Linked DNA regions of Homo sapiens: regions 2, 3, 4, 5 and 6 are each linked to region 1. The links are chromatin loops, found by intact Hi-C in ENCODE. Cell type or tissue: Caco-2. All regions are shown on one strand.

Evidence for each region. A loop is a pair of places that touch in the nucleus more often than their neighbours do. Peaks named below come from ENCODE experiments on the same cell type or tissue, not always from the same donor. Only the 100,000 strongest peaks of a DNase experiment are listed, where the experiment ranks them.
Region 2: a loop joins it to region 1, with 19 times the contacts of the local background. A loop is called at or near these places in 5 of 110 quality-filtered maps.
Region 3: it touches region 1 in a loop (11-fold over the local background); 3 of 110 quality-filtered maps call a loop at or near these places.
Region 4: a loop joins it to region 1, with 11 times the contacts of the local background. A loop is called at or near these places in 9 of 110 quality-filtered maps.
Region 5: a loop joins it to region 1, with 5 times the contacts of the local background. A loop is called at or near these places in 7 of 110 quality-filtered maps.
Region 6: it touches region 1 in a loop (23-fold over the local background); 9 of 110 quality-filtered maps call a loop at or near these places.

What each region holds. Positions count from the first base shown.
Region 1 is chr1:157,309,157-157,314,156 of GRCh38, reverse strand. It overlaps LOC101928202 (SLAM family member 5), which reads left to right and starts at 2,855. Exons shown (of 6, transcript XR_001738254.2): 1 at 2,855-3,158; 2 at 3,476-3,574. RefSeq lists an enhancer at 3,185-4,384. In Caco-2, a CTCF peak has its summit at 2,849 (motif pointing left); a DNase peak (open chromatin) is centred at 2,816.
Region 2 is chr1:157,503,063-157,508,062 of GRCh38, reverse strand. No RefSeq gene overlaps it. Among named protein-coding and RNA genes, the nearest start is that of FCRL5, 47 kb to the left of the region's middle. RefSeq lists an enhancer at 2,266-2,505. In Caco-2, a CTCF peak has its summit at 2,221 (motif pointing right); a DNase peak (open chromatin) is centred at 2,242.
Region 3 is chr1:157,365,273-157,370,272 of GRCh38, reverse strand. No RefSeq gene overlaps it. Among named protein-coding and RNA genes, the nearest start is that of LINC02772, 93 kb to the right of the region's middle. RefSeq lists a silencer at 161-230. In Caco-2, a CTCF peak has its summit at 184 (motif pointing left); DNase peaks (open chromatin) are centred at 222, 2,442 and 2,892.
Region 4 is chr1:157,494,084-157,499,083 of GRCh38, reverse strand. No RefSeq gene overlaps it. Among named protein-coding and RNA genes, the nearest start is that of FCRL5, 56 kb to the left of the region's middle. In Caco-2, a CTCF peak has its summit at 2,854 (motif pointing right); DNase peaks (open chromatin) are centred at 473 and 2,803.
Region 5 is chr1:157,190,727-157,195,726 of GRCh38, reverse strand. It overlaps LOC107985211 (a long non-coding RNA gene), which reads right to left. Exons shown (of 4, transcript XR_007066653.1): 4 at 4,548-5,000. Among named protein-coding and RNA genes, the nearest start is that of ETV3, 55 kb to the right of the region's middle. RefSeq lists a silencer at 1,711-1,943. In Caco-2, a CTCF peak has its summit at 1,889 (motif pointing left); a DNase peak (open chromatin) is centred at 1,886.
Region 6 is chr1:157,487,252-157,492,251 of GRCh38, reverse strand. No RefSeq gene overlaps it. Among named protein-coding and RNA genes, the nearest start is that of FCRL5, 63 kb to the left of the region's middle. RefSeq lists an enhancer at 1,531-1,670. In Caco-2, CTCF peaks have their summits at 1,481 (motif pointing right) and 2,696; DNase peaks (open chromatin) are centred at 1,491 and 2,711.

The sequences.
Region 1 (5,000 bases):
TTGTTCATATAGCTTTTATTGACTTTCTAGTGTCTTTCAGTTCAGATTGAATGACTCCCTTTGCATTTGTTATATCGCAAGTCTGCTAGTGACAAGTCTCCATTTTTGTTTCTGTGGGCATGTCTTAACTTCTCCTTGATTTGTGAAGCATAGTTTTGAAGGACAGCAAATTCTTAGTTGTAAGATTTTTTCTGAACACTTTGCATATGTCATTACAGTGCCCGTTGGCATTCTTGGAATTAGCTGTCAGTGTTATTGGGGATCCCTTGAATATGCAGCCTCACTTTTCTATTTCAGCTTTGAAGATTCTCTGTTTGACTTTGGCTTTTGATCATCTCATTTTGATATGTCTAGGTTTGGATGTTTTTGAATTAATCTTACTTTGGGTTCATTGAACTTTTTGATTGGGTAGTTTAGTGTCTCTCTGTAAAATAAAATTTGAGAGCAGAATATAGAGTAGGGGATGTCCCACTCATATCCTCCCACAGCAACAAGAATTTGAGAGCCTTCCACAGACCAAAGTACAGTTGTGAGCGTATTGGACTCCAGGTCAAAGGCAGCAAAACCTTAGGAGAGCCCAAGACTGAAGAGAGCTGTTTTGAGAGGGTGTTTTCACAACCAGGTAGCAGGCTCACTGTACATGTTCCTGGATACAGACCTGGAAACAACACTTTGCCCCAGTAAATCTGGATATAGCTCTCTTTGGCTTTGGTCCTGCCACCAGAACAATCTGCCAAGGGACCTGAGAGGAGTCATAACCACCCCTGCCTTGGGCGACAGGCCTGTTGACTTTGATCTTGACAGAGAACCCTGAAGCAAGGCACTTGGCATCAGCCCCTTCTGTCCTCATTTCCACCGTGACTATTGATTTCATTCTGAAACACAACTTATTCTCACCCAGTTGTGGGCAGAGAGTATTCCTAGCCACCCAGGAGCCCACTGGGAGATATGTCTGTCTGTGCTCATGTTGGTACATCTTCTAACTTTGGACTGATTGCAGATTCTGAAGCAGCCCTGCTTTAGCCCTGCTCAGTCATGGTCCAGGGGCAGTCTTTCCCTACCATGAACATGGTAGGAGGCATACCCGTCTAATCCTCCAGAGACCTGCTTGCAAATTGTGAACCCTGAAGCAGCCCTGTGACTCAGTTCCACCACTCTCAGTAACAGTACAAGGACAGTCTTGTCAATCCAGGGACCCATCCAGTGATCCAGTAGGAGCACTCCAGGGACTCAGAAAGAGCTACTGTCATCACACTCATGAAAACAGAACCACCATCTGCAGGCCCAACTGTGGAACCTTGAAACAGTGTAGCCCTAATGAACAAGATTTTAGACAAAGTCCAATGCACTCAAGGACCAGACAGAATCTACAGCCACTTGAGCTGCTGATAACAGTTCCACCAACGACGGACCATATTTGGACCCAGCTAAAGCCACATAACATGTCTCCAACCCCATTGAACTTAGAACTGAGAAGCAATCCTATAAGCCTGGAGACCAAAGAGGAGAAGGTCTTTGTCTTCCAAAAACAGTCTGTAAAAACTGGAAGATGTGTTTGCTTCTTCCAATCCACAAACACAAATGCAAGGCACATGGACAATAACATATCAGACTACCCAGAAGTCTCCACTTATCTCCCATCTGGCACTTGGTGACTCACACATTCTGCTGCTGCCTTCCTTTAACTCACCAAAACATTACCAGCATTAGGCAGTTGTGTGTAATTAACTTACCAAAATTCCCATGGTTGGGGTTTGTGCCCATGTACATGTTTATGCCTTTGCACAGGATGGCTGGGATGTCAAAAATGAGATTAGAGGTCTGGATTTTTAAACATCCCTGGTGTTTTGCCAGCATGGAACGTTCATTGCTGACTCTCTCCAGAGTTCCTGGCTTCTAGCCACAGGGCTGGTTTCCTCTCTGAAGGTTCATCTTTTGCATTCTCCTTCCTTACAAATAGTGTTCATAGCCAAGCACTTCTCAAAGAAGTTCAGTCTGGAGAGCTGTGGGCATAGGGGTGGGGCGCTTATGAGGTTTAATCCCCATTGCCCTGAGGGTGACCAGCAGATAAGCTGCCCAAATTTTGATTCCACACAAGGAGTTTCCAACTCTAGAACTCATGGACTGCCTTTTGCAGTAACTTCCTCATTACCACGTGGGGTAGTCAGAATCGAGCCAATCTTGAATATCCTCTCTCCTGGAAATCTGCAGAGCAGTTCTGGGTGAGAACAGAGGGTTCACTCAAGATGACGTGCATGGGGCCACATAGTGGGATGGGAGAGCGGCTGTGATATCAGTGACAAGTCCTGAGCTTGTGGTCAGGAGTCCAGACCCTGTTGCTTGATTAGCCATGTGACCTTTCACAGGTCGCATAACACCTCTGGGATTTGGGTTTCACATTGATTAAATGGGTTTAATACCCAGGAACCTGACTACCTTGAGATGGTCTTGGGGTCAGGCCTGCAGCTCCAGCCTTGGGGGTGTTCTGCCTGGGCAGCCATCAGGGGAGACTACTTGAGGAGAAGGAGGCGGTGCCTGGGGGTTAAGAAGATGGTGCTCCTCCCTCAGGCTAATGGGAGGGGGAGTTCTTAAATGTCCTGGAGTATCCAGGTCTGGAGAGAAGAGGACATCACCTGAGCCTCAGCAGGTAGTGGTGGGTTTCAGGCTGCTGAGGCTGTGGCAGAGGGAGTGTGAACTTCTCTGCCCCACCCCTTTGAAATACTAGGAGCAGAGCTGACACAGGCTGAAAGGAAAATTTAGTTGTGATGCAGCCAAGAGCCTGTCAGCTTCTGCAGGGGGTTCTTCTTACCCTGCGTGTATGGAGAGTTGATGACCCCTAGTGGGAGCTGAGAAACCACACAGCCGCCTGCAACAAGTAAATGCTGATATTTGCATTGGAGATGTGGGGAGTTAACACTCTCCACAGGAGATCTGTTCTTTTGCTTACAGCTTCTTACTTAGGCAACTGAGAATTGAAGTTTTTGAAAAATCAAAACAGAAATTTAACTTATTATGTGAGGTAGGGACAAAGTAAAGTCATCAAGTTCAGGAAGGGCATAGCCCAGCCTTGCTGTAAGAGGGTGACTTCTGTGCCTGACCATAGGCTGACACTGGTGACCACGGCCACCTGGGGCAGAGCTGTGAACCCAGAGAAGCAGGTGAGTGTCAGGAGAGGGTGTGGGAGGGAACACCAAGCTGGCTGTGCCCGAGAGAAGGGGGCCTGTCTAATACACTGCCAGGAACATCACAGAATGAGGTTATGCCTTTATTTCTTCTGCAATTACTTATTGACTATGTGTGGTACTGTGGGGACTGGGAGGGGAGGAAAGAGCTGAATGGTTTTCTCTCGACTCGTGGGCTGTCTCCCCAGTAGTAACTTGCTGGCCCTGCCCTTGAAGTGGGGAAACTGTGAAGGGCTCCTTGATCAAGCTCGTCCTCTTTTCTTACCTCTTCCTCTCTTCTGTTTCCGCTGCAGCTGAACAGGCCAGCAGGCAACCTGCCATGGGGTCCTGCTCCAAGAACCGGTCCTTCTTCTGGATGACTGGGCTCCTGGTATTCATCAGCCTCCTCCTCAGTGAGTGGCAGGGTCCCTGGGAAGGGAGGGCAATTGGAGAGGGCTGGGCTAGCTGGGCTCTGACCAACGGGTGGGCTGTTCAACTTCTGATGTCTTTGGGCAACAACACAGAAAAACACTCTGTTATGATTTACGAATGCAACATATTTGGTTGGAGTCCCAAGATGGAAAGAATGAAACATTTTTTGGTAGTGAGAAGGCTGGGAACCCCGAGCCAGGGCTACCTTCGCTGCACTGAGAGAATCGTCACCCACTGCATGGGCCTAGGGCTGCTCTCCAAGCAAATCATCACAAAAGAGAGGGACCTTGAACGTCTCAATCTTAAAGTCGTGTTTGTAATTTGCATTACTGTTCATTTTAAAAATTAAAAAGAACTTACCTTTGGGTAAAATGTGTATATAGTGGGCACCCTTCACATCCCTGTGAGGTGCCTTTTCCTCCACTGGGAAATGCTGCTCAGACCATGTTTATTACAGCACGGTTCTAGGAAAAACCCTAGAAAGAAACAGGAGGAGCCCATCAATTCAGGAACATGTGAACAAGTCAAAGAGTGTCTGTACCATTGCATATTATGGAGGTTACAAAAACAAATGTTCTAGTTATCTGGAAGGACTGTTCAACTTCCATGAATTAAGATGCATAGATTCCCATCAGCAAGACTCAGGAAACTGAATACAATACAATCTCGCTTCATAAAAGGAAACACAGTCACCAAAATTTAAGCATCTAAATGTTTCTAAGACTATGCTAAAAATGTGGAAGGAATCAGTAGATTGCCAACATGGGCTACGAGAGGACATAAAATTGAGGAAGAAAACACAGAGAGAGGGAGAAAGTAGAGAATACAGAAAGTTAAGCAAAAAGTGAACTGCAAAAAAGACTGTCCTAATCTAGGCTGTATATCACAATCATTATTTTATGAACGATTATATGGTTGTAAGTGTAATAAAATTAAATTTTAAAATGAGAAAATAATAAGATTTAGTGCATTTTGATGAAAGCTGTTCTTGTTATAATTTTTTGCTTTTATATCCCAGCCACTAATCGGACTTACAGGGAATTATATGAAATCTAATGGATTACAGAGCACTTGTAACACAGGAGGTCTTGAAGGAACAATGAGCTTTGCAATAGAAAGGGGTTAGATCTCCTTTCTATCAACAGCAAAACGCAGGCTTTCTCTGCTTATACGATGCTCTTTACCTGGAAATATGTCTAACTGGGTAGAGTTTTCTCCACTAGGCACTAGATTTGGAGGATTACTAAAGAAAGAAAGAGAGAGAGAGAGAGAAAGAAAGAAAGAAAGAAAGAAAGAAAGAAAGGAAGGAAGGAAGGAAGGAAGGAAGGAAGGAAGGAAGAAAGGAAGGTGGGAGGGAGGGAAGGAAGGAAGGAGGAAGGAGAAAGGAGAAAGAGAAAGAAAGAAAGA
Region 2 (5,000 bases), 190 kb before region 1:
GTCATTGTCCTAACAGTACTACATATATTGTCTCACTCCATCTCAAAATAACTTATAAGAGAGCTGCATTGTGCCCGTTTTACAGATGAAGATGCCACAGTGCTGAGATCCAGTTATCCAAGGCCACAGGACTAATATGAAGCAGTTTCAAACTCAGAAGGCCCACTCTTAATCACCATGTTATACTGATGTAGCACATGTTCCAGCAAATCTAAACTTTAGCAATAAAAATAAAATCTAAGAAAGAAAATGTCACAAGATCCATGAGAATGTAGTACTCAGGTGTCCCAGAAAAAATTCTAAGCTGACAGCTACACAGCTGCCCCAGAAAACAATGCATCCAAAAAGTCAGAGGACTTGGGGAAGATTGCTCCACTTCCACCAGAGGAAGTCACTTCCACTCCAGAAATTATAGAAATAAGAACACAGAATAAAGATTCTAAGCAGGTCTAAGTCAATTCTAAACAATCAGATGAGATATGTTATTCTTCAATAAAAATTACAGCAAATAGAATGACAATTAGAAATCCAGGGAAAACAAGACAGTCTAAGAAAGTCGTGGTTCAAATTTGAAGTAACTGAAGTGTGGGTAACTGGATAATTAATGGAGTGGAGAAAAGAGACCTTTATTCATAGAACATTCTCCTTTGAGTGCCCAAGGTTTAATTACATAGTATTTTATTTCCTTTTCCGTGGGCCTAATCACAGTACTTGGTTCTGCAGTGACTCGTGTTTACATAATAATAATGCCTTAAATACTGTTTAAGGGTTTTCAATTTTTAGAATCAACTTCAAGCACAGAACACTTAATTATGGCTACTTCAGTATTCAAATTCTATAAACACGTGCAACACAAAAGTGATATTATGGCTCACAGAACTCTGGAGGTGGAAAGCAGAGGAAAGTCTACATGCACTAACTTTGTGTATGTGTGTGTGTGTAGTGGAGAATCAATATAGACTTTTTCTAAAAATAATACATCAAAAAATTGAGATTTGGCTGGGTGCAGTGACTCACAGCTGTAATCCCAGCACTTTGGGATTGATTCACAAGGCCGGTGAATCATTTGAGCCAGGAGTTTGAGACCAGCCTGGTCAACATGGTACAACCCCGTCACTAATAAAAATACAAAAATTAGCCAGGCATGGTGGCATGCGCCTGTAATCCCAGCTACTCAGGAGGCTGAGGCAGGAGAATTGCTTGAACCCGGGGGGTGGAGGTTGCATTGAGCCGAAATTTCTCCACTGCACTCCAGCCTAGGCGAGAGAGTGAGACTCCGTCTCAAGAAAAAAAAAAAAAAAAAAAAAAAAAAGGGAAAAAAAAGAAAAAGAAAGAAATTGAAATTTAGGTCCTTTTTTTTAAAGCATAAATCTAGCCATTAGAAAAACCTAGTCATATTACAGATTGAAACCAGGAAGTAAAGGGGACAGGAAGACAGGAAAGCCCTATAATGCCCTAAATTCTTCATCTTTCCTACAATGTAGGTAATAGACACCATCTAGTATAGTTTGGATGTGTGTTCTTGCCCAAATCTCATTTTAAAATGTAATCCCCAGTGTCGGAGGTGGGGCGCAGTGGGAGGTGATTGGATCTCCGGGGCAGATTTCTCATGAATGGTTTAGCACCATCCCCCTTGGTAATGTCCTCACAATAGTGAGTTACTGTGAGATCTGGTTGTTTACAAGTGTGTGGCCCCTACCCCTGCACTCTCCCTCTCTCTCTTGCTCCCACTATGGCCATGTGATGCACCTGCTCCCAGGTTGCCTTCGGTCATGATGGTAAGTTTCCGGAAGCCTCCCAGAAGCTGAGCAGATGCCAGCGTCATGCCTCCTGTGCAGCCTGCAGAACCGTGAGCTATTAAACCTCTTTTCTTTATAAATTATCCAGTCTCAAACATGTCTTTATAGCAAGAGAGAATGGACTAACACACTATCTAAAGTGGATAAATCAAGGATTTCCATGTATTATCATGTTATTTATGTTTGTGTGCTGACCAGATAACTAAAAACAGAAAACGCTAATCACAGGAGTAAACCGAGCTACAGGGAGGAGAAACTTTACTTTTTATTGTATGTCTGTACCAGCTGTTTGAATTTTTAAACATGAGCACGTATCCTTTTGCCACGTATGTGCCTATTTAATGTGAAGCTGCGTCAGAGCCTTCTTGTTGCACATTGAACTCAAGTGCAGCCACAGTTCTAACAAATGGCCAATAGGTGTCACTAGGTCCCTGGGCTGTGCGGGGCTCTGAGCAGAGTAGCCAGGAGAGCTGACTGTTCTGTCTCTTTTGGACCCTGACAGGGAATGGGGCAAAGGGAGGCAGCAGCTGGAGGCCAGTGGCTTGCCAGCAGCAGAGCCGGCATTCGGCACACAGCTGCAGTTCTCAGGGCATGGGCAGCCCCAGATGGCACCACCACGGGGAAAATGTCCCGATGGAGGAGGTTCACAGAAGGCTGGGCTGGGCCAGCCTGCGTTAGGAGGGCAGAGACTGTGAGAAAGCAAAGGAAGCCAGTGAGAAAACAGAAACTGAAGCAGAGAGCAGTACTTGCATCAAGTGAGAGTGCCTGAGCCCACCTTCCCTAGATCCACCACGTGCCAACTTTGTGACTGCAGCAAGCTGCTCAGACCAGGAGAGCTGAGCACCTGGGAGTGGAATAATAGCAGTGCCCACCCTGCACAGCTCTGAAGACTAAAATATTCATAAACATTTTAGAAACTGCTTCTCAGTTTGGCAATTTCCTATAAAGTTAAGCATACACTTGCTGTACAACCCAGAAAATCCCCCCTAGGTTTTACCCAAATGAAATGAAAGCTGAGATTTACAGAAGAACCTATACAGTATATTTTTAGTAGTTTTGTTTATAGTCACCCAAAACTAGAAACAACCCAAATACCCCTTAATAGGGAAATGGATAAACAAATTGGACAAATTCTATACAATGGAATCCTATTCAGCAACTAAAAAAATGAACAAACTCCAGAAACACACAAGAACATGCGTTGCAGGACTTTTTCTTCTTTCAGCTAAAAATGGGGTTCTTTGTCCCACGGTCATGAAAATTCAGGCTCACAGACAATTTTAATGGTGAGTAAGACAAGTTTTTTTGGGTAAAGAGGAAGAAAAGGAGCAAACAGGGACTCTTGCAATGCCAGAGTCCCTGCTAGAGCACTTCCCGCCTGCCTTGGAATCCCAGGTTCCACACAGGAAGAGGAGGGGCCCAACTCCTCCCCACAAAGGGTGTGAACTTCTGTGGCTCCACCCCATTGTGCAGGCTGGTTGGAGTTTTTCCGGGGAGCCCTCTCCCGCCTGGCTGTCTCGTTCCCCTTTCTAAAGAAGTACATCAAACTTTTGTTAGATTAAGGATAAGGACGAAGACCCATTTTAACTGCTTCCTGCTGACAGGGGATGCTGTTTTGGGGAAACAACAGTCCGAGCTCCCTCAAAGGTCTATTTAAGGTTTCCCAGCAGAAGGGGACATTGTCAGAGGCTCCAGCTGCATGACTATTTGGAGTTTGATGGCCTGAAGGCAAGAAGAGACAAACTATGTTATTAGAAAACATGTATCCAAATGAAACAAGGGGAGGGTTAAGGACAGCTCAAAAATTCTGAGGCCTTTTACCAGTTTGCACAGGAAGAGGGAGGCCAAAAGCCCAACTGGTTAAAATACTTTACCCTTTTGCCAGCATGTTGGGCTTCTGGGTTCTCTTCCCCTGAGCCCAATCCTATGGCAGCCATTTTAAGGTTTGGGAAATTAACTCCTTCCAGTTTGTAGGATGCATCTGAAGGGAGTGTCTTGTAGTACAGAGACACAATTACCTATTAGTGAAGAGAGGACAGAGAAGGAGAAAGGAAAAAAAGAGGCACCTGTTAAAGGAGTCCCAGAGGTTCAGGATGCATTTGGAAGGGGTACAGACTGAAGATGAATGGCTACCCATCTAGAAAGAGGGGAGCAGACATCCCTGGCTCCCTTCTCTTCCTAGCAGATACCCGGGGATGTGACGGAGAGAAGGAAGAGTGTCCTCTTTCCTCTTCCGTCCTTGCATCCCCAAGTCCGGGCGACTTAGGCAGGTCTGGCGTGAGTGCAAAAGAGCTTTGCACCCATGAAGCAGGGGGCCCTTAGGGGTGGGAATCATCCACTCTTACCCATGTATGCCGTATCTCCCTTGCTGTTGGTAGCCTTGGAGTTCCCTAGATCTCATTTATGCCATGGACATTAACGTGGCCTTTATCCATGAAATAGCAAGCTCGGGGTTGGCTTAATCAGCAGAAATTAGCCACGCTCACCTGCGCTGTGCCTTTTAACCTTTGTAGCTGCCTGCCTCTGGATCTGTTAGATCCAGTTCTCTTTCTCTTTTTTTTCTTTTTTTTTTTTTTTTTTTTTTTTTTTAGACAGAGTCTTGCTCTCTCACCCAGGCTGGAGTGCAGTGGCAAGATCTCGGCTCACCTCAAGCTCTGCCTCCCAGGTTCACGCCATTCTCCTGCCTCAGCCTCCCGAGTAGCTGGGACTACAGGCACCCACCACCAAGCCTGGCTAATTTTTTGTATTTTTAGTAGAGATGGGGTTTCACCATGTTAGCCAGGATGGTCTCGATCTCCTGACCTCGTGATCCGCCCACCTCGGCCTCCCAAAGTGCTGGGATTACAGGCGTGAGCCACCATGCCCGGCCCAGTTCTCTTTCTTATAGCATTGACCTGAAGCTTGGAATTGAGTTTGGGACAAAAATGTTTCCCAGGGGGTTGCATGGACTCCTTATCATAAGCCAAATGCTAAGGTGCAACTGTGGAACTGAGTCCTCCTCCAACAAGGGAAAGAAAAGGATGTCTTGTGACACACCCAGATAACTGGTGGCTTCAGTTATGCTTGCTAGGATTTGGGTGCATGGTCCTTGGCTTTGGTTAGCTCCCTTGGTGTTACTTTCCCAAAAAAGAAACCTTCAAGTGATGGGCATCCTATTTATTCCCATCACCTGGCGGGATTTGCAGGATAATTGCTCAGAAC
Region 3 (5,000 bases), 56 kb before region 1:
TTGTTTTGAGATAAGCATACGGTGTCTAGATTTTGTTTGTATGCCTTTGAGTAATGTGATAATAAAACAATTTAAGTCAAAATTGGGATTCAAAGGGCATGTTTGACTTTTAACAGGGGACTCATTCTCAGCCCCACACTAGTGTCTGCCACGCATAGTGTCAGTGACACCTAGTGGTTCAAGCAAGAACTGCAACTTCATTGAATGGTGGACGATTTCAATGACAAACAGGTTCTCCCTTAGATAAGCCTCTGGATTCCTCTGATGCGGTGTTGAAATGAGGGCCTACCAGTCCCTGGTGTCTCCCATATTGGCCTGTTCCACGCTGTAGCTCTTCAGCTATTTGAAGCGACTTTATGGAGGAGGGAATGACACTTTGTATACTAGGAACAAAATGTAGATACAAATGATGACTTTTAGAAGGAGAAAGTTTTCAGGAAGGCATTTCTAACAGTTAGAGTGGTTCAACAATGTACAGCACGAGAGCCACTAAGCCATGATTTTAGGATCACTTGGCAGCCTACTAGGCTCACTCACTAGCTAAGCCATCTACAATACACCAACCTCAGAGAATACACAATGCAATGTTTTTGTATTTGTAAATTTATGAATTGCTACATGCTACAGAACTTCAGGCAATTTATGAAAGGTCAAATCCACTGATTACAGAATTCTAAAGGTCATGATGGTCTTTCCAATGCTCTGTCCTCAGCAGCCTGTGCCTGACCCATTCCCATTACCATGCCTGCTTTCCCACCCAAGCTCAAGGCCATCCTGGAAAATGTTGCTTGCAGCATCATAGAGGCACCAACACCTCTGAACTCTCATAATTGTCTTTCTGAATCCTGGGATTGGGGACAGGGAGAGGAAGAGGGTAGAAGTGAAAATAAACCGAGCTTGCAGCACCTTCAGCACTAATCATGAGGTCTGCTGCTTTCTAACTGCTTCCCCACAGTTGTTTGGTGCCTATGGCCTCAGAATCATGTAGATCCTCTTTTAAGATTATAGTTCCTATCAACTGTTCTATAAATAACAACTTGAAATGTTATGTTTTCCCTTTGAGATATTCCCTCAGGTCTTGCATACTGATTAAACTACTGACTCAGTGGGTCTGAATGATCCCAGGAGCAGCTGACTCACCAAAATATGCAGTTTCCAATTGCTGATTATTTCTTCCCCCTTACCCCAACCAATCAACAACCCCAATTTTCTGGCATCTCACCCTCCACGATATCCTTAAAAACCCCAGCCCAGAACTTCTCAGGGAGATGGATTTGAGGATCTTCTTCTATCTTCTCACTCAGTGCCCTGTGATCACTAAACTCTTTCTCTGCTGCAAACCCTGCTGACCTAGTGTAAGTGGTCTGTTACTGCACAGCGGTCATAGAAACCTATTGGCCCTATAACAGTAGGTACCATTAATATATTCATATTTCCATTTTAGAAAGATGTGAAACTACTTTTCATAAGTTGTCCAGGCACACCCAGTTAGAAAGTGACAGAGCTGGGCGTCTGTCTGCAGACCTTGCACACTCAACTTCTGTTCTTGGAATGTGTCTCCATATGGTGGTCACTGTTAAGACCCACAAATCTGTCATCATTCCTAGGCCACATGAAGCCCTTCCAATCTTTGCAGGATTTTAGACCCACCTGTGTCTCCGGACGGACCATCCCTGCCTCCAAATGGAATGCCTGGAATTTCATTCATTTGTGCTCTGCCATGTTGCCAGAGTTTCCCCAAATGGGGCCAAATGTCAGCATGCTCTCAGGAAAAGGATGCAGTGTCACAAAGAAACTCCTGTCAAGTTTAGGCAGGTCACACAAGAGCAGGAAATCAAACATGAAGAGGATGGTCAGGGCCCCCAGTACAACATGCCCAGAGAACAGAACCTGCCACAAACAGCTCAGGTCCAGGGCCTATGGCATGGAGACCACGAAGCCAGGCACCTGATTCTAAGGAAAGGCCTCGAATCATGGCTGAGAATCAAAATGCAGAAACCATATGCATCTGATCTTTCCCAAATCTGGGAAGACTGGAGTCCAGAGGCCTCATGATCCCCTTAATTTATTAGGCTACCTCCTTCATTTAATGAGAACTGTCTTGTTAACCCCATTCTCAGGTCTGTAGAACCATGAGAGTTTTTGTTTTTAAATATCTTGTTTGAACACAAGTTCTTCTTATCTCAGGATCCCCATAAATCTCCTCTTTGTAAATAGGACTTTGGTCACCATCATACTTGGGATGAATATCTCATAATCTCTTAACTGCATTTTACCCATGACCTTACTAATTTTATCCCATTTGCTTGAAACAACTTTTTGTTGCCATCACTTTTCTTCCTGGCCTCTGTGGATTTTTCCTGAAGGCATCACAGTTGAAAGGCTTCACCCTTCTGAGGATGTTTGTGGATGCTGACCCTGTGTTCTCATTGAGTTTGCTCTGTGGATCGAACTCCTGAGCCTCCAACTGCAGATATTATGACACGTTAAGTACAAGGCCACCTTTGACTCTTTCATCGTCATGAAGGTGCAATTCTTTCCCTACCTGTTTGCAATTTGGAGCACATCTATTCTTTTCCCTAAGGCAGTGACTCTCAAACTCTAGGAAGCAACAGGATCACCTGAAACGCCCGTTGAACCATAGATTGCTGGGCCCCACCCATAGAGAAGAAGAAAACAGAGAGGAGGAGGGGATAGGAGGAGAGGGGAGAAGAGAAAAGAAATGACTAGAGTTATTGCATGTCATAGGGTCAGTGGTGAAATATGTATTTATTGTCTGTCAGTGGCAAAAGCTTTCAGGACTTCTGTCACCTCTCTGCTAAGAGTTCCTCCAGCCTCTGCTTGGTTAATTCCAGGGAAGGAGAAACCCACTGCTTCCCAGGATAGCACCTTAAGCCTTGGGGAGCTGAAACAAGTCACACGCCATGTGGGGGCAGGAGTGACAACCAGGAAGTCAGAGTTATCTCTGACCACAACTCCTTCTCTTATTTCCCTTGGTTGTGAACCTCTTTTTCTACCATGATCTCTGGCAGCCACTGGTATGTTTGCTGTCCCCATAGTTTTGTCTTGTAAGAGTGTCATCAACATGGAATCACACAGTTTGCAGTCTTTTGAGAATAGCTTCTTTTGCTTGGAATAATGCATTTGAGAGTCATCCATGTGAGAGAGGCAGGTGGCAGGGGGCTCCCCAGAAATACTCTAACCAGCCTGCACACTGGGGTGGAGCCACAGAAATTTGCACTCTTTGCAGTGGGGAGGACTCGGGCCTCTCCTCTTCCTGTGTGGAACCTGGGATTTGAAAAGTGGGAGGGAAATGCTCCAGCAGGGACTCTCACCTTCCAAGAGTTCTTCCTTGCCCCTTCCTTTTCACCCACCACAACCCTGTCTTACTCACCATTTAAATTGTCTGCAAGCCTGAATTTTCATGGCTGTGGGAGAAAGAACCTTGTTTTTAGCTGAACTAAGGAAAAGTTCTGCAACATTTTTGGCACCCAACGTTTGGCTAGAGAAGCAGTGAATGAAATGGGGACTCAAAACCTCTCGCTGTTGCTCCTAAGCCTTTTCATCCTCAGACTCCTGAGAGTAGATAAAACCATGCCCCCAACCCCCTTAGCTCCTGGGACTTTTAGTAGCATTTTCCTTCCTTTTTCAGGACCCACTGGTGAGCAGCAGCTCCCCACTGCTCTCCCCTCCCTGCCAGGGCTGGGATGCATGGCCCAAGGGTCTCACAGAGCCAGCTGGCTGGCATTTTCCACCACAAGCCACTGGAGCCTTCTCCTTCTCTGGTCAAGGGGTTCAGCTCCATTGGACAGTAATTAAGCTTTTCTCTTGGTAGAGGAACCCCTTGCCTAAGAATAAGAGATTCTTCCCCAGGCATTTTTAAACTATTCTCTTTTTTACCCTCTTCTCTACCCTGTCAGCAGTTAAGTTTTAAGCAAGATTTTTGTTTTTGTTTTTTGGGTTTTTTTTAGAAGACGTTTTACTAGGCCAAGCCCCACAACTATCACTGTTTGTACTCTCCATAAAGTTTTTCATTGTGAAAAAGAATCTCGTAGGGACTGGGTTTTCTTCTGCCTGTCTGTGTGTGTTATTATGTGTAATGTCTGTAAAAAGAGCTCTAATTAATTTGGCCTAAAGAAAGACCAGTACTTGAATCAAGTATTTTTTTAACGGAAGTTAAAAAGCTGCACTACACTCAAATCGTAGCAAGGATAACTATAGCCACCAGTTATCTAGGTGTGTCACAAGCCATCTTTTTCTCTTCCTTGTTGGAGAAGGACTCAGTTCCAGAGTCTCACTTTAACATTCGGCTTATGAGAAGGAGTCCATGCAAGCCCCTGAGACATATTTTTGTCCCAAACTCAATTCCAGGCTTCGGGTCAATGTTCTAAGAAAGAGAACTGGATCTAAGGGATCCAGAGGCAGGCAACTACAAGGCCAAAAGGCAGAGCACAGATGAGTGTGGCTGATTCCTGCCAATTAAGCCAACCCCAAGCTTCCTATTTCATGGATAAAGGCCACATTAATATCCACAGCATAAATGAGATCTAGGGAACTCCAAGGCTACCTACAGCAGGGGAGACAGGGCATACGTGGGTAAGAGTGGATGATCCCCACCCCTAAGAGCCCCCTGCTTCATGGGTGCAAGGCTCTTTTGCACTCATGGCAGGACCTTCCAAGGTCACTGGAACTCAGGGACGCAAGCACGGAAGAGGAAGGAGGATGCTCTTCCTTCTCTCCGTCACATGCCCCAGGTATCTGCTAGGAAGAGAAGTGAACCAGGGATGTCTGCTCCCCTCTTTCTAGATGGGTAGCCATTCATCTTCAGTCTGTACCCCTTCCGAATGCATCCTGAACCTCTGGGACTCCTTTAACAGGTGCCTCTTTTTTTCCTTTCTCCTTCTCTGTCCTCTCTTCACTAATAGGTAATTGTGTCTCTGTACTACAAGACACTCCCTTCAGATGCATCCTACAAACTGGAAAGAGTTAATTTCCCAAAC
Region 4 (5,000 bases), 180 kb before region 1:
AACTGCATGATTACATTTTGACGACACTCTTACAAGACAAAACTATGGGGACAGCAAACACATCAGTGGCTGCCAGAGACTATGGTAGGAAAAGAGGTTCACAACCAAGGGACATAAGAGAAGGAGTTGTCGTCAGAGGTAACTCTGACTTCCTGGTTGTCACTCCTGCCCCCACATGGCATGTGACTTGTTTCAGCTCCCCAAGGCTGAAGGTGCCATCCTGGGAAGCAGAGGGTTTCTCCTTCTCTGGAATTAACCAAGCAGAGGCTGGAGGAACTGTTAGCAGTGAAGTGACAGAAGTCCTGAAAGCTTTTGCCACTGACAGACAATAAGTACATATTTCACCACTGACCCTATGACATGTGATAACTCTAGTTGTTTCTTTTTTTTTCTCCCCTCTCGTCCTATCCCCTCCCACCCCCGTCTCTGTTATTTTTTTTCTATGGGTGGGGCCCAGCAATCTGTGGTTCAGCAGGCCTTCCAGGTGATTCTGATGCATCCTGGAGTTTGAGAGTCATTGCCCTAGAGAAAAGAACAGATGTGCTCCAGATTGCAAACAGATAGGGAAAGAATTGCACCTTTGTGATGATGAAGGAGTCAAAGGTGGCCTTGTACTTAATGTGTCACAATATGTGCAGTTGGAGACATAGGAGTTTGAGCCATAGATTTACAGAGCAAACTCAATGATAACATAGGCATAGCACACACAAACACCCTCACAAGGGTGAAGCCCTTCAACTATGATGACTTCAGGAAAAATCCACAGAGGCCAGGAAGAAGAGCGATGGCAATATAAAGTTGTTTCAAACAAATGTGATAAAATTAGCAAGGTCATGGGCAAAATGCAGTTAAGAGGTTATGAGATATTCATTCCAAGTATGACTGTGACCAAAGTCCTGTTTACAAAGAGGAGATTTATGGTGATCCTGAGATAAGAAGAACCTGTATTCAAAGAAGATATTTGAAAACAACAACTGTCATGGTTCTACAGACCTGAGAATGGGGTTAACAAGACAATTCTCATTAAATGAAGGAGGCAGCCTAATAAATTAAGGGGATCATGATGGCTCTGGATTCCAGGCTTTCCAGAATTGGGAAAGATCAGATGCAAATGATTTCTGCATTTTGATTCTCAGCTATGATTCCCCTGGACCTGAGCTGTTTGTGGCAGGTGCTCTCTCCCTGGGCATGTTGTGCTGGGGAACCTGACCATCCTCTTCATGTTTGATTTCTTGCCCATGTGTGACCTGCCTAAACTTGACAAGAGTTTCCTTGGAATCAAGTGACACTGCAACCTTTTTGCCTGAGAGTGTGCTGACTTTTGAGCCAATCTGGGGAACCTCTGGCAACACTGCAGAGCATAATTGAATGAAATTCCAGGCATTCCATTTGAAGACAGGGATGGTCTGTCTGGAGACACAGGTGGGTCTAATATCCTACAAAGATTGGAAGGGTTTTGTGTGGCCTAGGAATGATGACAAGTTTGTGGGTCATAACTGTGACCACCATCTAGAGACACACTCTAAGAACAGAAGTTGAGTGTGCAGGCTCTGCAGACAGATGCCCAGTTCTGTCACTTTCTAACTGGGTGTGCCTGGACAACTTATGAAAAGTAGTTTCACATCTTTCTAAAATGGAAATATGAATATATTAATAGTACCTACACTAAGTCAGCAGGGTTTGCAGCAGAGAAAGCGTTTAATGATCACAGGGCACTGAGTGAGGAGATAGAAGAAGATCCTCAAATCCATCTCCCTGAGAAGTTCTGGGCTGGGGTTTTTAAGGATATAGTGGAGGGTGAGAGGCCAGAAAATTGGTGGTGTTGATTGGTTGGGGTAAGGGGGGAGAAATAATCAGCATTTGGAAACTGCATATTTTGATTATTCAGCAGCTCCTGGGATCATTCAGACCCACTGAGTCAGTAGTTTCATCAGTATGCAAGACCTGAAGGGATATCTCAAAGGGAAAACATAACATTTCAAGTTGTTATTTATAGAACAGTTGATAGGAACTATAATCTTATAAGAGGATCTACATGATTCTGAGGCCATAGGCACCAAACAACTGTGGGGAAGCAGTTAGAGAGCAGCAGACCTCATGATTAGTGCTGAAGGTGCTGCAAGCTCGGTTTATTTTCACTTCTCCCCTCTTCCTCTCCCTGTCCCCAATCCCAGGATTCAGAAAGACAATTATGAGAATGCAGAGGTGTTGGTGCCTCTATGATGCTGCAAGCAACTTTTTCAGGATGGCCTTGAACTTGGGTGGGAAAGCAGGCATGGTAATGGGAATGGGTCAGGCACAGGCTGCTGAGGACAGAGCATTGTAAAGACCATGATGACCTTTAGAATTCTGTAATCAGTGGATTTGACCATTCATAAATTGCCTGAAGTTCTGTAGCACGTAGCAATTCATAAATTTACAAATATAAAAAAATTGAATTGTGTGTTCTGTGAGGTTGGTGTGATGTAGATGGCTTAGCTAGTGAATGAGCCCAGCAGGCTGCCAAGTGATCCTAAAGTCATGGCTTAGTGGCTTTTGTGGTGTACATTGTTGAACCACTCTAATTGTTAGAAATGTCTTCCTGAAAACTTTCTCACTCTAAAAGTCATCATTAGTTTCTACATTCTGTTCCTAGTATACGAAGTGTCATTCCCTCCTCCATAAAGTTGCTTCAAATAGCTGACGAGTCAGTGTGGAACAGGCCAAAATGGGAGACACCAGGGACTGGTAGGCCCTCATTTCAACACCTCATCAAAGGGATCCAGAGGCTTATCTAAGGGAGAACCTGTTTTTCTTTGAAATCGTCCACCATTCAATGAAGTTGCAGTTCTTGCTTGAACCACTAGGTGTCACTGACACTATGCGTGGCTGACACTAGCGTGAGGGCTGAGAATGAGTCCCCTGTTAAAAGTGAAACATCATGCCCTTTGAAGCCCAATTTTGACTTAAATTGTTTTATTATCACATTACTCAAAGGCATACAAACACAAAATCTATATAACGTATTCTCAAAACTATAAAATTAAAAGTATAGAAATAGAAACAAAGCAATAAAATTCAAGTTAATATAATGTACTAGGTAATGTTATTTTACTGGAACTAAATGGGTAATTTGGACTTTTTAACATCACTAATGTGCATTCACATCTTTTTGGTCTACTGGTCATGTACTTAAGTCTATTTACTGTACACATGATGGATCATCATTTGAGTAATTTTTAAAACTCCTACTTAAAAATTAGCTATTTTAAAAATCATCAACCCATCCTTTTAATATGGCAATACATTGAATAATACAACTCCAATAATTCAATTCACTTATACCCCATTTTCCACAATCCCTTGCTGTATTGATTCATTGTAATGTTAATTACCTTTGAAATATTTCCCTAAAGGAGTTATATATAAACACAAACTATTGTAGTAGCTATTAATATTTTCTTTGTGTCCTTCAGTGAATGAGAGCTAGCCAGACCTTGGGGAGCAGAAACTACCAGGTCTGCTCCATCCTTCCTGACACCGCCACCAGGTGCAACTTGGGTCAAGTGGTGCAGCTGCTTCACCCCTGCCCTGGAGGCCCCTGTAGTCTTAAGGCCCCAACACACCTGCCTCCACCAGCTTTGTCATCAGAGGCAACATACCCCAGAACCATCAGCTGCTGACACAGGATCTCAACTATGAGGCCAAATACGTGGATTACCCTCCCTGCCCTGCCCTGCTCAGCTCAGCTCAGCCATCACAGGTCTGGACCTTCAGGCGTGAGCTCTGAAAGGAGTCTTAAGCAGAACAGCATCATATCCTGGGAGCACAACTGGGAAGCTGGGAATCCATGTGTGGGTTCCATCCCTCCCTAGCCTCTGCAAATTAACATATAAGGAGAAGAGTCCCATTAATTCACTCAAGCTACCAGCTCTTTCCCACAGTGGTGCTGCACACACCAAGAAATGTGAGGATGTGGCTAGGCATCTGTTAGAAAAATTTCCAAATATTCCATTGTAATTACAGGTCTCTCTAACATCTACAGTGGGAGCTGATCTGCATTAAGTAAGCATCTCAAGAGTGAAGAATGGCTCAATTCCAAGTGAACCCAAATCTCAGCCCTATAACAGCCAAGATACCCTGCTCTGCCTTTTGTTTCAGGAAACAAACTTTGTAGTTTCTGCAAAGCTCTTCATCCTTACCCCAGAAGGGTTTGCAATGAGCATGCTGTTTCCTTCCTTTCTTCCTTTCTCTCTTTCTCTCTTTCTTTCTTTCTTTCTTTCTGACAGAGCCTCGCTCTATCACCCAGGCTGGAATGCAGTGACATGATCTCGGCTCACTACAACCTTCGCCTCCTGGATTCAAGTGATTCTCCTGCCTCAGCCTCCTGAGTAGCTGGGATTACAGATGCGCACCACCATGCCTGGTTAATTTTTGTTTTTTTAGTAGAGACAGGGTTTCACCATGCTGGCCAGGCTGGTCTAGAACTCCTGACCTTGTGATCTGCCCACCTCAGCCTCCCAAAGTGCTGGGATTACAGGCGTGAGCCACTGCACCCAGCCCTTGCTGTTTTCTTTAGGCTCTGCTCCCAGAAATAGTAACACAAATAATACTGGTTACCAAGGCGGTAGGTCTTTCAGAAATTAAAATACACATGCACACTCACAGACATGTACATCAATGGGGTACTACCATCACTGGAAAACACTGCATAAGCCCTGGACATTGACGTGAAGTGCAAATGTTTCCAACAAATTCAGAGAAAGACCGCAGAAACTAAGCTTTCAGAATATAGCTACCCACAGTCCAGCCTCTCAACCCATCTGTGTCTACACAGTAGCTAAGCAGAGAACATCAACATCAACATGTGTCTCTCTCAACTTAAGTTCCAGGGGGAAGATGCAAATAGAAAGGGGAGACATGGTTTGACTCATGATATCATCAGAAAAATGACAGACCAGGCCAGACTGTCCCCCATTCCCATGTAAGAAGAAAAACAGTACGTGAATCTAATATGCAGT
Region 5 (5,000 bases), 120 kb after region 1:
GTGCCCCTTCTCTGCCTTTCCCCACAGCTGAGGCAGTCTAGGTGCAGGTGGCACAGTGGCCCAGACCAACCCCGCACAAATGAATCCCACGCTGGCCAGTCCCGCGAGTCCCGGCTGCGCCTTTGGCCAGGTGTTCCTGGGCTCCCAGGTCACCGCAGGGAGCCAGATCGAGGCAGCAGCCGAGGCTCCCGGCCTGGGAGCTGGTCCTGCCCCGGCTTGCGAAAGTGGGGATGGCACAGTCAGCTGCCTTGGGGACATGGGGCACAGGCGACCCACTGCCGTCACCGCTGCTCCCGCAGCCGCTCCTGCTGCGCTGTGCAGCCTGGGGCGGGGCTCAGGCCTTCGCCAGGCCTGGGCTGACATGCAGGGCAGGGGTGACATCGCCGCAAGTTCCCACTGCGGCCCCAGCGCTCAGGGTGACCTGGGGCTCCCCTTCGTCCAGCTTGAGACCCTGCCAGGGGGGTGCTTTCGGGAGCGGACTGCGGGCCCGGGAACCGGCGGCCGGGAGCACCTAGCTCGGCGGTCACCCAGACGCAGGGTGGATCCTGGAGACGCAACCTCAGGTGCCCTGACGAGCTGAATCTCCAGCTCAGGAGGCGCAGGAACCTGGCGCCGTCAGCAGGGTGGGCGAGGCTGGCCAGGTCCGGGAAGTGGGCACCCTTCCCGCTTTCAGCCCCGGGCCCCTTTAGTGCGGCCACCGCCGGGCGATTGGTGCCTGCCGGTACTCTGTGCACAAGTGCGGCACAGCCCTGGGCCCAGCTCCGCCTCGGGGTCCCTCCGTGCCCAACTGTGCAGTTCCCCCGCCGGCGGGTGGCTTGACCCCGCCCGGCCCAGCCGCAGCAGCTCCCAGGGGCGGGCTCCAGGGCGGCAGGCCCCGGGGACCCTTCGCCTGGGCGTCCGCACCCGAGGACCCACGGCCCGCGCCCGCACCCCACCGCAGCGGGGGCCCTGGCAGAGGCCGCTTCGGACCGCCCGCCGCTGCCATCATCCCCTTACTGGTTCCTGACGCCCTCAGTAGTTACGCCTGGGACGGGACCACATCTTCTCAATCCTATTTTCAGAAGCACTGACAAATTCCCCTAAAATCACCCTGAGAGATATTCTCGAAATCCTCAGTACTTCGAGTCTAAAAACAGAAAACATTTTATTATATTCATTATTGCATATATACACAATATAATACATTGTATATTATATAACATATATAATACTCTTATTATGTTATATAACAGTATATATATACTGTTATTATACAATATATTTAACAGTATGTAACACATAATGTTATATAATGTTAAAATAAAAGACACCCCTGTCTGGGGACAGGCACCTAACCAGCAACCCAGACACCCCATTCCCATTAACAAAGTCTCTTCCCAACCACAAGGGCTCTTGGTGGACACAGACTCCGAGATGGTCAGGGTGAGGGACTGTTTCTCCCACATTCAGGAACATCCCGAGGCTCCGTGACCCCGGCTAGAAACATCTCCCTTGTGGGCAGATGCCTGTGACCCTGCCCCGAGGACACGGGCGCCCACCAACCTCGCTTCCGCGCTGACCAGCACCTTCCAAGTATCAAGCCCTCCCTAGATGAGCCTTAGTCAGCTGGTCTGAGAGAGCCGGGTCTTTAGAACTGCACAGAATTGGGTCTGAATCTCATTTTCCACTATATTACCTGAGTAACCCTGGACAGATTGCTGAACTTGCCTGAGCCTGTGAGCTTATCACAATGGGGCACAAGCACTCACTTCAGGGAGTGTCTGCGTTGAGTAAGTGAGGCCCTGTGCGTGCCCAGTGAGGTCCCCGGCAGATGTTCAGCCAATGCTCCTATTTCATTCTGAACCCGGCATCTAGGAGATCCTTGCTTTATGAAGGTGCTGACTTTACCACCAGACCAGGGTCCAGGGCGCCCCCTCGTGGCTCTGCATTTCCAATTTTTCTTTCGAAATAAAACTGTCCTTGGGGAAAGGAGAGTCCTGAGGAGAGATACCCACGAATTCCTCAGCCAACTCACTTCTACGTTTTAAAATATGAGCCACTGAAACCCATTTACAATAAAGAAAAATGTAAATATAGTTTTAACACTCTTGCCCCCCACCGCACAAACACAGTGATTCTTCACCTACCAGAAAGAAATACCATTAAACATGTGCAAATGGATAAGCAGAGTAAATTATACACTTGAGGACCAAATCTCTCACAAAACAAGAAAGGCAATTAATTCACACATGCAGTAGAATAAACCATGGGGTAACTGAATGTTTGCCCCAGGGTCGCAGTCTCTGGGATGGAGTTCAAGTGCACAGCATGATGCCAAGTACCTCACCAATCAAAATAGCCATCAGAGATAAGACCAGGTTAATAATGAGGCAGAGGCCCCTCCCTCCTGGCTGGGATTTCTTTAGAGAGTGCAGCCCTGTTCTTGCCAGGACCCTCACTTGAGGGGGCCAGCTCCATTGAGGAGTAGATGCTTTCTCTTCCACTGGCCTTCAGAGTTGGTGGGACCCCGCAAATGATGTTGGCTACTATTGCCAAACTCCTCAAAACCTCCCTATACAGGAGATGGAAGAACCTCTCCCATACAGAGGTAGCTGTCCCCTGGGCTGAACACTTCCATCTATGGAGACCCTGACCTGGAGGGAGAGCTGGCCTCTGCCTATCCCACCCATGTAAACACTCTGCTCTCTGTCCACCTCTTCTTTCCCCTGGACCTTCTGCCCAGGGAATGTGCAGAGGAAAAGAGGGCAGTCCACTGTCCCCATTCTCTGTAGGGTGGGCAGATCCAGGAGGACCTGTTTATCAGAATCTAAGCAATAGAGCAGCATCCTCACCCCAATTATCTACTGCTAATTGCTCTGCCTATATTTGGGTGTTCCTGTATTTGGGCTTAAATTAGTTTTGACCCATCTCCTAAAGCAATCACCACCAAAAGCCAAAATCTACTCTTCTAACATAATATGTGTAGGTGTCCAATAGACCTTGTGGCCTCAGATCTGCTATAGCTGTTTCCTGGGCAGGTGCTCCCTGGCATATTTCAGGCAAATGACATTTATTAAACACTTACTATGTGCCAGGGGCTGAGGCTACACACTTGATATGCATCTCATGAATCCTCAAACAACTCTATCAGGTAGGCATGATCAGTATATCCACTTTACAGATGAGAAAGTGAGGCTTAGAGAAGCAAAGTGACTTATCCAAGCTTCCAGGCAGACGAATAACAGAAAGGATTCAAATCCAAATCAATCTGGCCCCAAAGCACTTGTTCTTGTCCTACACTTGCAGTACAATCTGGATTGTTTTTATCAACAGACCTTTACAATAACGTCTGTGCTAGGACAACTATTACTGAGCTTGTCTGGTAGCAAACAACAAACTCTTCCTATGTTTTCCTTGCCGAATACTTCAACTTGCTCATATTTTGGGGGCCCAGATGACATTTCCTTTAGCAGACTTATTTTAACTACCTTCATTCCCTTCTAAAGATGTTTGTGATGAATTTCTGACCTATCTGTGACCTTGAAGTCTGTTCATATCCAACAAAGGAGGCAAATGATAAGATTTTATGGACTTAGGTGGAATCTTGCCTGTAGATGGGAAATCACTCTCTGCGTTCCTAATGCTTGAAAACAAGGACCCTCTTGCCCAGATCTTGGTTTCTAAAGCAATTCCGCAGTAAACCAAACTAGAGCTCCTGGGAGAAATGGCTGCTTCTAGAACTGAAGCAGGAAATATACAAGATGGGCCTGGAGCATCTTGGAGAGTCCAAGTAAGAAAGTCCTCAAAAAAAAAGGCACACAGTGATGAGGCTGTGTCAAAAGAACACGGCACCAAATGGCCAAACTGGAACAATCTGAGCTACAAAATAAATATAGTGGCTTTGGATTATAGCCCGAAGCATAAAATACATATCAATGACTTTATACTGATACAAATAAATGATTGATTGAATAAAGAAAGAAATAAAGAAATTAAAAAAGGGGAATGATTGATTGAATAAATAAATGGGAAACAAGTAAATGGAGAAAAAATCTTCTGTGCAGAAAATTCCAAGTAATGTGTGAAGACATTCCACTCTCAAGGAGGTAAAGTTTAACTCCCTACTCTTTAAGTCTGGGCTGCACACGGTGACTTCTTTTCAAAGAGAACAGTGTGGAAGAGGGGAAAAACGAGTCACTTTACAATGGATGAAACTCAGCAAGCTTTACCTTTGTCAAGATAGTTGAGGTCAGCATCAATAGTAATGTCACGATGACAGCATGCACCCTCAAATGATGCGATGAAAATGGCACTTTACCTCTGTCATCCTCCTCCCCAAAACCTAAATTCCAAGTCTCATCATGAGAGAAACATCAGGCAAATCCCAATTGAGGAACATTCTTCAAAACACCTGACCAGTACCCCTCACGAATGTCAGCGAAAACAAGGAAAGTCTGAGTAGCTGTCACAGCCCAGAGGAGCCTAAAGAGGTATGTAGGGTGGGATCTGGGAACAGAAAAGGACATCGCGTAAAAACTAAGGACGTCTGAAGAAAGTATGGACTTGAGTTCATAAGAATGTATCCATATCGGTTTATTAATTGTAACAGATGTTAATAGCATAAGATGTTGATAAAAGGTGAAACTAGGTGTGGAGTCTGTGGGACTCTCGGTACTATCTGCCCAATGTTTCTGTAAATGAAAAACTTTTATAAAATATAAAGGTTATCTTATTTAAAGTGCTGCCACTCCTGAGCCCATGTTCTTTCTTGTTACCACAGCTCCTGTCAGATACTCAGGCATGTCCAGACATCATTTCCACAGAGGCCGGCCAGGTCTGTGTGTGAGGCTTCTCCCCTCTCTTACCCAGGAATGTTAGGTCCCAAACAAAAACCCTGTTCCCACTGCTGACTCTACGAAAGCAGAACTGAAAACTGATTGGGCTCTGTTCGGAGTCCCCGTTCATGGGGGCTGACTCCACATCCATTCCTGAGATAGTCACTGAGCACGGCCTGTGTTCCA
Region 6 (5,000 bases), 180 kb before region 1:
AATGAAATATGCCAGGGAGCACACAGCCAGATGTAAACACGTAGAGCAGATGCCCAGGGCCCCCAGAGATTATTCAGAAGCCTGCAAATAAATTTGTTAGAGGAGCAGATTTTGTCCTTTGGTGGGGACAGCTTTCCAAAAGGGATAAAACCTATTTCAAAGCCCCAAGGATAGGGACACCCAAGCCAATCAATTAGTAGTAGACATTTTTTCTGGGTGGGAGTGGGGACGTTCTTTGCATGGTTAGATTCTAATAAATGGGCTCTCCTGCATCTCCCCACCCTACAGGGAATGGGGACAGTGGACTTCCCTCCTTTCCTCTACACATTCCCTGACCAGAAGGTCCAGGGGAAAGAAGGGGTGGGCAGAGAGCAGAGTGGTTACATGGGTGTGATGGTCAGAGGCCAGATCTCCCTCCAGGTCATCAGGACACTCAGGGTAGATCTCAGGAGATGGAAGTGTTCATGCCCGGGGACAGCCATCTCTGCACAGGAGAAATTCTTCCATCTCCCATGTAGGGAGGTTTTGAGGACTTTGGCAACAGCAGCCAACATCATTTGCGGGGTATGAAGGTCTCTGAAGGCCAGTGGGGGAGAAAACATCCACTCCTTGATGGAGCTGGTGCCGAGTGAGGGTCCTGGCAAGAACAGGGCTGCACTCTCTAACCAAATCCCAGACAGGAGTGAGGGCTTCTGCCTCATTATTAGCCTTGTCTTATCTCTGATTGTTATTTTCATTGGTGAGGCTCTTGGGATCATGCCACACAGTTAACTCTACCCCAGAGACTGTGACCCCAGGCACACATTTATACAGTTCCCCATGGTTTCCTAATGTTCATTTGAAATAATTGCCTTTTTCATAACCTGTTCTTTCTAGTCATTTGGAAACAAATACGTAATCTATTCAGCTTATCCATTGGCTTAGGTTTAATGACATTTCTTTCTGATGAGTGAAGAATCCACTGGGGGTGTGGAGGGAAGTGTTATAAATATACACTTTTAAAATTTTCTTTCATTGTAAATGGGTTTCAGTGGTTCATACTTTAAAATGCAGAAATAAGTTGACTAAAAGAATCAGTGTGTATCTATCCTCAGGGGTTTCCTATCCTCAAGGACATTTTTTTTTTGAGACAGGGTCTCCCTCTGTTGCCCCAGCTGGAGTGCAGTGGTGCTATCAGTGCTTCCTGTAGCCTCGACCTCCCTGGCTCAAGCAATCCTCTCACCTCAGTCTGCCAAGTAACTAGGACCACAGGTGTGCACCACCACGCCCAGATAATTTTTAGATTTTTTTTTTTTTTTTTTTTTTTTTTTTTGTAGAGACGAGGTCTCATTGTGTTGCCTACGCTGGTTTCAAACTTCTGGGCTCAAGCCATCCTCCCTCTTCTGCCTTCCAAAGTGCTGGGATTACAGGTGTGAGCCACCAATCCGGTCCAATAGTTTTACTTTGAAGAAAAATTTGGAAAATGCAGAGCCACGAGGGGGCGCCCTGGACTCTGGCCTGGTGGTAAAGCCAGCACCTTCAGAGTGGAGGAAGGATCTCCTAGACGCTGAGTTCAGAACGAAATAGGAGCATTGGCTGACCATCTGCCGGGGACCTCACTGGGCAAGCACAGGGCCTCACTTACTCAGCGCAGACACTCCCTGAAGTGGGTGCTTGTGCCCCATTGTGATGAGGTCACAGACTCAGGCAAGTTCAGCAATCTGTCCCGGGTCACTCAGATAATAAGTGGAAGACCCAGTTCTGTGCAGTTCTAAAGCCCGGGCTTTCCCAGACCAGCCGACTATGGCTTGGCCCATCTAGGGAGGGCTCAATACTTGGAAGGTGCTGGTCAGCGCAGAAGCGAGGCTGGTGGACACGTGTCCTCGGGGCAGGGTCACAGGCATCAGCCCACCAGGGAGGTGTTTCCAGCTGGGGTCACGAGGTCTCGGAGTGTTCCTGAATGTGGGAGAAACAGTCCCTCACCCTGACCATCTCGGAGTCTGTGTCCAGCAAGAGCCCTTGTTATTTGGAAGATACTCCCTTATTAATGGGGAGTATCTTGGTTTGCTGACTTGGTACCCATCCCCAGACAGGAGTATCTTTTCTATTATAAATGAGTAACTTGCTTTGTGCTTTAGAGATCATTGTCCACATAATTTTATCACCACGAATGTGTCACCAGGAGTCTGTTACTAAATAGTATAAGAATTTAGAGTTTTTAAACCTAAGATACTGAGGATAAAAACTGTAGACTTTGAGGTTCTCCCCATAAGGGGTAAAGAGTTTAGGGGGAAATTAGGTTCTACATCTGAAAAATAAAGTAGAAAAGATGTGGCCAGGAGAACTACTGAGGGGGTCAGGAACCAGGAAGGTGATGTTTATCAGGATGGGGAGAGGGGGCTGGAAGAGGGTCAGGAGCAAAAGAAAGGCAATAAACACTTACCCAGAGTTAATCTAATGAGATGACAATTCTTGTCTCCATTTTACACATGAGGAAACTGATGCTTAGAGAAGTTACATAACTTGATTAGGATCAAACAGCTAATATTTGGCAAGGCTGGGACCTGAACCTGGTTTTCCAGATACCAGTGCCCAGTCACTTTCCATAATGCCAAATGGCCTCTCAGAATCCCAACACCTCTTCTTTAAATGCTTTCCCTTTTTTCCTCAAATCCAGAAACTGTTGGTCTTTTGGGCAATTCTGACCACAGCCACTAAGTGGCGATATTGTCCAACTATGGCTCAGCCCTGTCTCTCCTAGGAAGAATGGGGGAAGGGAGGGAGTAGAAGATCCCCTGTTGTTTTTTGTGTGTTGTGCTGTTCGTAGCGCTTTTTTTTTTTTTTTTTTTTTTTGAGACGGAGTCTTGCTCTGTTGCCCAGGCTGAAGTGCAGTGGTGCGATCTCGGCTCACTGCAAGCTCCGTTTCCCGGGTACACGCCATTCTCCCTCCTCAGCCTCCAGAGTAGCTGGGACTACAGGCGCCCGCCACCACGCCCGGCTAATTTTTTGTATTTTTTAGTAGAGACGGGGTTTCACCATGTTAGCCAGGATGGTCTCGATCTCCTGACCTCGTGATCCGCCCGCCTCGGCCTTCCAAAGTGCTGGGATTACAGGCGTGAGTCACTGCGCCCGTCCGCGTGGGGCTTTCTTCTATCTATTTAGTCCTCCCAGCAACCCTGCAGAGGAAGTATTATCCCATTTTCCAGATGAGGCCATTGAGGATCTGCTGGATGACAGAGCTTAGCGGTAGAAGCAGGAATGGAATCAGTGTCCGGCTGGTTGCCAAGTCCTGCCTCCAAGCATCCTGGGTTCCCAAATATAAAGTCATTTTATGCCCTCAAATTTTAGTCTGGTGGGGAGGTAGATAGGGGAACTCCTTTAAGCCTGGGCTTGGACGGCCTAGTGAAGAAGAAGGGCGGGTGAGAAGTAACCATGCCTTTCCTTTGGTTACTGGAGGGAAGAATTAAGTTTTAAGGTGGAAGTTAAATACAGTTAAAATTACTCTGGTGTTGGGACAACTGGATTTCCACATGCAGAAGAGTGAAAATGGATCCTTATCTCACACCATGTGCAAAAATCAACTCAAAATCAATTAAAGACTTAAATATAAGGCCTGAAATTATAAATCTACTAGAAGAAAACAAAAGCAAAAAGAAATAAATAGGATTACATTAAACTAAAAGGCTCCTGCGCAGCCAAGGAAACAACAGAATGAAGAAACAATCTACAGAATGCGAGAAAATATTTGCAAACCAGGCATCTGGTAAGGGATTGCTATCCAAAATATATAAGGAACTCAAACAACCCAATAATAAGAAAACAAAGAATCTGATTAAAAAATAGGCAAAGGATCTGAATAGACATTTTTCAGAAGACATAAAAATGGCCTATGAGTATAGGAAAAAATGCACAACGTCACTAATCACCAGGGAAGTGCAAATCAACACCAGTGAGCTATCACCCCACACCTCTTAGAATGGCTATTATCAAAAAGATGAAAGACAGCAACTGTTGGTGAGGATGTGGAAGAAAAGAACCCAAGTACACTCTTGGTGGGGATGGAAATTAGTACAGTCATTAGGGAAAACAGCATGGAGGGTCCTCAAAATATTAAAAACAGAACTACCGTATGATCCAGCAATCCCACTTCTGGGTATATATCCAAAGGAAGTGAAATTAGTATGTTGAAGACATAGCTGCACTTCCATGTTTATTGCAGCACTATTCCCAATAGCTGAGATATGGAATCAACCTAAGAGTGCATAAAATGATGAACGGATAAAGAAAATGTAGTATCTATACATTGTGGAATACAATTTAGCCATTAGAAGAAAATTCTGTCATTTATGACAACATGGATGAACTTGGAGGAAATTATGTTAATTGAAATAAGCCAGCATAGAAAGAAAAATACCTCATGACTTCACTTAAACATGAAATCTAAAAAGTTGAAGTCATCGAAGTAGGAAGTAGAATGGTGATTACCAGAGGCAGGGGAGTGGGAGGAGATGTTGGGCAAAGGATACAAAATTTCAGTTAGAGAAGAATAATAAGTCCAAGAGATCTATTTTAAAACATGGTGACTGTGGCTAATAGTAACACACTGTATTCCTGGAAATTTACAGGAAATTAGATTTTAAGTGTTCTTATCTCACACACACACACACACAAACATAAGTATGTGATGTAATGTATATGTTAATTAGCTACATATAGCCATCTACAATGTACATGTATTAAAAACATGTCATATACAATAAATATACATGGTTTTGTCAATTAAATAAAAATAACATTTTAGAAATAGAAAAATAAATACAATTACTCTTGGGAATCCCTTAGAGTTCCTCCTGCTTTAGAAGAGACTGCATTTTCTTCCTGATGAAATGGTTGGCTGGTGTTTAGGGGCCATGCTATGTGAAAAATGTGTCCTTCACGTTTAAACGTTAGATCCACCCACAGACAGTGTGTGCTGGAGCCAGCTGCAAACCACTTGTGAGCTGGTTTTGTGCATCTCCTCC